Linked DNA regions of Mus musculus: region 1 is linked to region 2. Evidence: chromatin contacts called from ENCODE Hi-C or POLR2A ChIA-PET data. All regions are on one chromosome and are shown on one strand. Each heading gives the region's core, a stretch centred on a gene start or an enhancer-like site at or near the end of the contact. The rest is flanking DNA. Distances are from core to core; before and after follow the strand shown. Region 1 holds the start of Marcksl1 (MARCKS-like 1). Region 2 holds the start of Bsdc1 (BSD domain containing 1).

The links. A loop is a pair of places that touch in the nucleus more often than their neighbours do. ChIA-PET counts read pairs that join two places held with the same protein, here RNA polymerase II (POLR2A).
Region 1: POLR2A ChIA-PET joins it to region 2 with 28 read pairs in Patski. The contact joins the promoter of Marcksl1 here to the promoter of Bsdc1 in region 2. A Hi-C loop is called at or near these places in 2 of 37 maps with a recorded cell type or tissue (T-helper 17 cell and adrenal gland). POLR2A ChIA-PET finds 5 or more read pairs at or near these places in 4 of 5 experiments (Patski and embryonic stem cell).

What each region holds. Positions count from the first base shown.
Region 1 is chr4:129,511,636-129,515,469 of GRCm38, reverse strand. It overlaps Marcksl1 (MARCKS-like 1), which reads right to left and starts at 1,889. Exons shown (of 2, transcript NM_010807.4): 1 at 1,554-1,889; 2 at 1-753. The coding sequence starts at 1,640. The coding sequence ends at 238.
Region 2 is chr4:129,459,522-129,463,245 of GRCm38, reverse strand. Bsdc1 (BSD domain containing 1) reads right to left here and starts at 1,567. Exons shown (of 11, transcript NM_133889.2): 1 at 1,541-1,567; 2 at 1,244-1,304. The coding sequence starts at 1,551.

The DNA of each region.
Region 1 (3,834 bases), core at 640-3,139, 52 kb before region 2:
CATCACTAACCTAACTTGGGAAACCGTAAGGGACCATCTTCAACTGGCCTTAAGAGTAAGACCAAATGGCTGATGGGAGAATCCACAGGAGGGCGAAAAGGGAGCGTGGCTGGGAGGGGGCAACAAGCCCCTTCCTTTCTGGGCACAGGAAGGCAGCCAGGGCACAAGGTCCAGGCAGTGACCTCACAAGGACAGCACAGTTTTTGCAGCTTAGAGATCACCCACCTGTCCCCACCCCTACTCATTCTGCTCAGCACTGGCAGGTGTGGGGCCACTCTCTGGGCCCGAGGGAGTGGATGGCTCTGCAGCCTGGGGCCCTGCCTCCTCTTCTGTGTCTCCTTCCTTGGAGGCAGCACTAGCCTCTGCCCCCTTGGCCTGGGGCTCTTGGCTCTCAGGGGTGGCAGCGGCCTTCCCTTCTTGGGCAGTGCCCTCGTCGCTGCAGGCGCTCATCTCGCCCTGCTCCTGCTCTTCCTCTGTTGGCGAGGAGGCTGAGGAATCACCCCCACCCTCCTTCCGATTTCTCTTGAAGGACAGGCCACTCAATTTGAAAGGCTTCTTGAAAGAGAATTTCTTCTTCTTCTTGGGGGTCTCCTTGGGGGCGACCTCCCCCTTGGCCTCAGCTTCCTGGCTAGGGGGCGCTGGCTCGATGGCATCACCAGTAGCCCCAGCTGCCTCATCTGTTCCGTTCACGGGTGGTGACTCCCCTTCACCCTTGGGGGTTAAGTCTCCATTGCTTCTCACGTGGCCATTCTCCTGCGGGGCAGAGGGGACAGCAGTGAGGGCCCGGGCCCTTCTTCCCCTCCCCCAGCCCGCTTCTGGCCCCTCGCAGGCCACCGCCGACATCCAAAGGCAACCAAGTCTGGCTTTGGCCTCACTCCCATCCAACATCACCCTCACCCCTCACAGGCGCGCAGGGACGAGCGCAGCCAGCAGGAGGCGCTGGGGTTCGGGCCCCCACCCCCCTCCCGCGGGGCGCGCTCTCTATTTTCCGCGCGGAACCTCACCGGGCCTGGATCCTTCGCCGGCGGGCCAGCCTTGCCCAGCACTACTGGGCGGGAAGCAGCCCTGGGGCGCTGCCTCCCCGCACCTGGACGGCCTATTTTCCCAGGCTTGCGCTTTGTGTGATCAGCCCCCACCCACCCCAGAGTCTCCCCGCATCTCTGCTCCCCACCGCTTCAAAAGCCACCGCGGGCTGCCGGGATCGGGGCTCCAGATGGGGCGCCCTGGGCGCCGAGTACCATCCCCACGGCCCTAGACGCCCCCTTGGTGCGGCCTAGCAGCGCCTTTGTTCCCGCGCGGCCTTCGGGGCGGCCTGGGGGCAGCGCCCGCGGGCCGGGCGCGAACAAAGAAGGCGACGAGCCCGGCCGGCGCCCCCTCCCGCCCCTCCCCTCGTTCGCCCGCGGGGGCTGCGGCGCCGAGAACAAAGGGACCGGGCGGGGGAGGGGGCGCCGCGTGTCCCGGGCCGGACAAAGCGCGCGGCCCCGGCCCTGGGCCCCAGAGGGGGCGAGGCCGGCGGGCTGGGGGCCGGGATCCGCCGCTCCGAGCGCACTCACCTGTCCGTTGGCCTTCGCGGGGGAAGCGCCCGCTGCCTCCTCGGCGGTCACGTCGCCCCGGGGAGCCTTAGAGCTCTGGCTGCCCATGATGGGGGTCTGCTGGGGGCGCCCGGAGCCGCCCCGCGCTGGCGCCGCAGGGGATAGTTCGGCTGGGACGGCCCGGCGGGCAGAGGGGTGGGGCTGCGTCCGAGGGGGAGGGGTACGGGGGGCAAAGCGCACTGCACCCCCGCTCCGCAGCCGACCCGCTAGCTGCGCCCACTGCTGCTGCGCTCCGCGCCAGAATGCCGCCCGCCGCCCGCCGAGCCGCCTATATGTACGCGCCCGAGGCTCGGGGCGGGGCCGGACATTTAAATGAGCACCCAATCCGGGGTGGAGGCGGGGTCGGGCCCGGGTTCCTCTCGTGCAGTGGGCAGTGCCAAGCTGTCTGGTTCCCCCATCACTTGGGACGACCAGGGGCAAGTAGGGTTCAGTGTGGAAATGAGAGAGGTTCCCGGTCGGTCCGGGAGATGGACTGGGAGGAGGCCGTCGATGAAGAAGCACTCAGTCATCCCCAGCCCACTTTCAGCCTAACTCATACTTCACAGTGGAGAGGCCCCCAGTCCCTGGTTCTACACTGGCTCCTTGAACTCTTGGAAGGGCTCACATGTCCAGACTCGTCAGACGGCTGGTGCTGAGTTACACTCTAGAAATTTGTCCAAAACTCACGCGCCCGGACACAAACACACACCCACACACACACACATACCCTGAGTTCGGCGCCCCCTCAGGCCAGAATTCAAGTCCCACCCACGTCCCTGTCAGTCTATGTGCTGTGCGGCCACCCTGGGGGGCTGACCTAACTCAGGTCAAAATGGAGATCCAACAAGTCGGTTTTCTCAGTCTGTTGGTGGCAGCTCTTACTCCTCACAACCTAAATCCATCACCAGGTCTCTGTCTCTGTCTCTCTCTGTCTCCCCACTGCCGTGTGTGTGTGTGTGCGTGTGTGTGTGTGTGTGTGTGTGTGTGTGTGTGTGTGTGTGTGTTTGTGTGTGTGTGTCTTTGACCAGAAGGCATTGCATCTTCATCCCCCTTTGTAAGCAAAGAGCCTGGGGCGCAGAGATGTTTAAGTATACCTGACTTAGGCCTGGCTTCCCTCCCCTCGAGTCTGTGACCATACACTGAGACTTCCACATATAGGTAGGTACCATAAAGCCAGGGAGGCTCAACAGACTCCAAATACCCCTTCCTGAATGTGACAGGAATCGTTTGGATTTCTTCCACAACTGTGGCACACTATTAGGGATAAACCCCCAAACCTACCCTGTTTGAAGACCTGGTCCTTCTCTGTTTCCTTCTTTGGACCAGGTAGGCCAGTTAGAATCCCAGAGTCCTTGGCTGAGCCTATATATGTTTTCCGATGTGTACAGCTACTTCCTCTTGTCCCCCAATAGGAAAGGCTTCAGGCTAGAGGAAGCCGAAGGTTGTGAAAGAAAGGCTGATGTCCTGAACAGCTCAACCAATATGTCCCTCTGTCCTAGGAGAGGCCTCCTGGGAGACCAGAAGCTGTAAGGTGCAAACAACCCCAGGGCCTGAGAAATCAGGGAACTGCACACAGATGTGACCATAGCGGGATGAGGTGGTGTCCACATTCTGTGTTTACTCCTGTGCCCATTCCCACCCTGACTCTGATGCTACAGGACTGTCTTCTCATTTCACCCCCAGCTCAGAAGAGGAAAGTGACGTGTCCCAAGAAAACAGCAGCTACCGGTAGCAGCATAGGGTGAAAAAAAAAAAAAAACCCTTAGGAATTTCCTATTGAGAAATGGGGCTGTCAGATGAGGGTGAGAAGCAAGAAGAGAATTATTTGGGGACAGGGAAGGTCACAGTGTTCCCACTGCAGGTCACTCACAGAACAGCAGCTCTCTCTACCTGTTACCACTAAGGGATGGTTGTTCTGACCTGCTCTCTGTCTCAGCCACAATAAGAGACCCACAGTGCTGCCAGGCGCTGCCTGTACTAGCTAGCAGGACTCAGATGGAGTGTGTGTGTGAGTCCTTGGGGAGGGGGGTTGAGGTCAGAGGTTAGGAGGAGATCTCAAGGCTCCTGTTCTCCAGGCACTGCCTGGTGGGGACAGAGACAAGTCTCTGGGAAGATTCCAGGAGGGAAGAACACCAGGGCTAAAGACCCCGAGGCTCTAGAGCCCCTAAGAGCCTGGGTCCCAGGGAAGGTTCTACATCTTCCCTGAACATCCCTGGAGGCTGAGGTGGGGGTGCCAGGGTCTCAGCAAATCTAGGTCCTAGCA
Region 2 (3,724 bases), core at 318-2,817:
GAGGAAGGTAAGAAGAAGAAGAAGAAGAAGAAGAAGAAGAAACCAGATAAACAAACTTGCCCAAGTCATAAGCTACACGCCTTTAATCTCAACACTCAGGAAGCAGAAGGAGGCGGATCTCTGTGAGGCTGAGGCCAGCCTGGTCTACATAATGGTCCCAGGGCAGCCAAGGGCGACATACACCATGAGACCCTGTCTCAAAATAAAACAAACCACGACCACCACCAATAACAACAAAATAACTTGTCCAAGTTCCCAGAAATGTAAGGAACTAAAGGGAGAGATTAAGTCTCTTCCTGAAAGCCTCGAAACACACGGGGAGTCCTCACAGGACAGGACACCTGCCGGATAGCACACTTTCTTTGCATGCTTGAGGTCTCATATTAATCCTTAGCGTAAAGTCCTGCCTCTCCATCATCAATAAAACTTCCAGCACAGGGAATTCTCAGATGTGCTGAGCTGTAGCTTGAGCGGAGGCTTCCCAGGAGAACCCGGAGCAAGGAGAAAATAAAAACAAAAACCAAAAAACCAAAAACCAAACAAACAAAAACCGTTCCTAAAGTACTGGGCTGACTTGAGATCAGAAGCCTCTCGGAGTCTGCCCTGAAGCACGACTCCCTTCACTTGCTTGAGGTAAACAGTAATTAGTTACCCCACGACTTAGTTGGGCTGCCTGTAAATAAAGGAATGTGGGATAAAACAGGAACACCAACTGGCATTGCCTAGGACAAGGACAAGCATTAGTCACAATCACAGCCACTTCCCCAGGTCTCCACTCTCTGGCCCCCCCTCATCCCTTTGTAAACCAGTCACATAGGCACCATCAGGTACCAGCGCATATGGCAATCCTCATCTCTACCCGGATTCTTGGCTACACCTTCCTTGGCATGCTCATGACTCCCTAGTCTGGACAATTAGGGACTGCCCTTTCCCGGTATTCACAACAGTAACTAAGCAACTATTTTGCTTGACTGCCTCCACACCAGACTGAGCTTTGTGAGGCCCAAGACTATCTGTCTGGCTAAGGTCTATATCCTCCCAACCTGTCTGTGAGTAGTGACTGTCACATATTCTAATAAATATTGCTGTTTAAGAGTAAGATGTTGTTAGTGGTGGTGTTCTACCCTTTTCTCGTAAATGGCCTCACAGAAGCTCAAAAAAACCCAAGCAGGGGCTAGCTGGGGTTGGTTGCAAGGAGACGGCCGCGGTGCCCTGCCGAGGGAAGGGTGCTGGCCCGGCTTACCTTCTCTTTGACTGCCTGGTAGCTCTGCTGCAGCCAGCTCCGCCACCACCCCACGTCCTCCCTGTGGAAGACAGACACATCTGACGGCCCTGCCGGGCGACTCCAGCCCAGCCTCCGGCCGGAGATGAGGCTTTTCCGGCCGCTTCCCCATGCCCTCGCACCACGCCTCCGCTCTGCCCTTCCAGCTCAGTCCGCACCCGCACCGGCAGCCTGTCCCCAACAGGGACCCCTGGCCCAGTACCCCATCCCTCGAAAAGCCCAAGCCCCCAACGCCAGAAAGCGGAACGCCAAGCTCACCCTTCCGCCATCTTGCCAGCATGACATCACCACTATTTACCGACCTTTGACTTCCGACACGGCACCGCCCCCTCAGGCTCCGCCCCCATGAGCGTGCCCCAATCTTAACACAAGGACAACTCTCCGCCCAGTCCCCGCCCCCCTACATCAATGTGTCTGGCCTTTGTCCAATCCATGTCCCAAATGCGATTTGTCCCGCCTCTGAACTCTCGATCCAATGGTGTGTAAGATTGTCCTCGGGTCCCACCAACCAGCCGCTAGCTTTCCCGGTAGTCCCTGACTACAGTGGCCTCTCCGGGCCAATTTCGGCAGGCTCGTTAGACCGCCAATTAGAAGGCGAGGCGAGGAAAGGAGAGGCCGGGTTGGGACGTTGTGTTCTTAGAACCTGGAGTTAAGTTCCGCCCCCCTTTGTGAAGCCAGCCGCGTAGCAGCTCCTTGGTGTTCTGCTGCAGGCTAATTCAGCAAGCTCCGATTGCGGACCTCAGAGCCAGAGTAAGGCTATGGGGAGAATCCAGAGCTCTCCTCGGGATGACACCCAGGATCATTTGGAGAGGCAGATACATATTCACATTATTTCTTAAGCCCGATTTAAGAAAACGCTAGCTGAAAGTGTTCTGGAAAAATCCCACTGATAGGGGGGAATTGAGGTCTATTGTGTGGTGGAAGGGGGATTTACATAGATCCTGTGGCCCTACCTACTACTTCCTCAATCTACACAAACCCCTCCTTCACCTCCAGCAGGAGGTTGACTCCCCTCCTCGAAGGCTACACTGTAATCAAGGTCATCACTGCTACCTGATCCCATAGCCTCTTACCTGCCTGAGGAACAAGCTATATACTAATTCTCCCAGTGTTCCCCAAGGCCTCCCATCTAACTTTCAAAAAGATTGTTGCTGGTATTTCTCCTGTCTAAAAAACTAACAACTATTGGATGGATCACAGGGCTCCCAATGGAGGAGCTAGAGAAAGTACCCAAGGAGCTAAAGGGATCTGCAACCCTATAGGTGGAACAACATTATGAACTAACCAGTACCCCGGAGCTCTTGACTCTAGCTGCATATGTATCAAAAGATGGCCTAGTCTGCCATCACTGGAAAGAGAGGCCCATTGGACACGCAAACTGTATATGCCCCAGTACAGGGGAATGCCAGGGCCAAAAAAAAAATGGGAATGAGTGGGTAAGGAAGTGGGGGGGAGGGTATGGGGGACTTTTGGGATAGCGTTGGAAATGTAATTGAGGAAAATATGTAATAAAAATAAATAAATAAATAAATAAATAAATAAAAAAATAAAGTAGACCACCATAAGGCTGTTAAGGGAGAAAAAATGGAATGAGTAATTTCCAGTGGTCTTTCTCCCTTCTAAGGTCCATGCTTTGCCTGCAACGAATGCACAAGGTTTAAAGCTAAAAAATGCTGTGATAAATGATTTGTGCTACTGAACAAGATGGGCTAAGAAACAAGTTGAGTTCTTTAATCCCCAACAGAATCTACCTTTGCAATTTCATTCCCCACATTAAAGGTCACTTGGAACTACTGCCTGCCTCTACCTCCCAAGTGCTGGGGTTAAAGGCATGCGCCACCACTGCCCGGCATGTATTTTTTTTTTTTTAACTAGACAATTTAATCCAAGATATTGCAGGTGCTAGGCAAACATGCTATCAGTAAATTACATCCAAGCCCTGAACTGTTAATTTATAATCGCACACATAAAACCATGCCAGTCAGATGGCCGTGCCTCCTCCCAGGGTTCTCCTTTCTGTTCCTACCTGGTTGGTCTGACCTTGCACCTCCACCCTCCTTGCTCACACTGCCCCACATACAAAGGCTACTTAGATTTCCCAGAAACTTTCTGGTGCTTTCCTGACCCTGAGCCCTTGAACATGTCTTCTCTGCCTGCAGTTCTCTGACCTCAGTTTCTTACCCACTCTGACCATGCTATTGAGAACTGCAGCTTGTGCACCATAAATACCAGCACTTGGAGGTGGGGGTGAAAGACCCCAAGAGGAGCCCCTCGCTCAGGCCTCGGGATAATAGCGGACCCCCAAGATCTCATGAGAGACCAAGCTTGATGCAAACCACATGAGGCTTTATTTGGGGAAAGCCAGAGCTCTAGGGACGACTCATCCCACGCAGGGGTAGAGGAGTCGACCTCGAGGGGAAAGGGGTCCCAGTTTTTATAGGC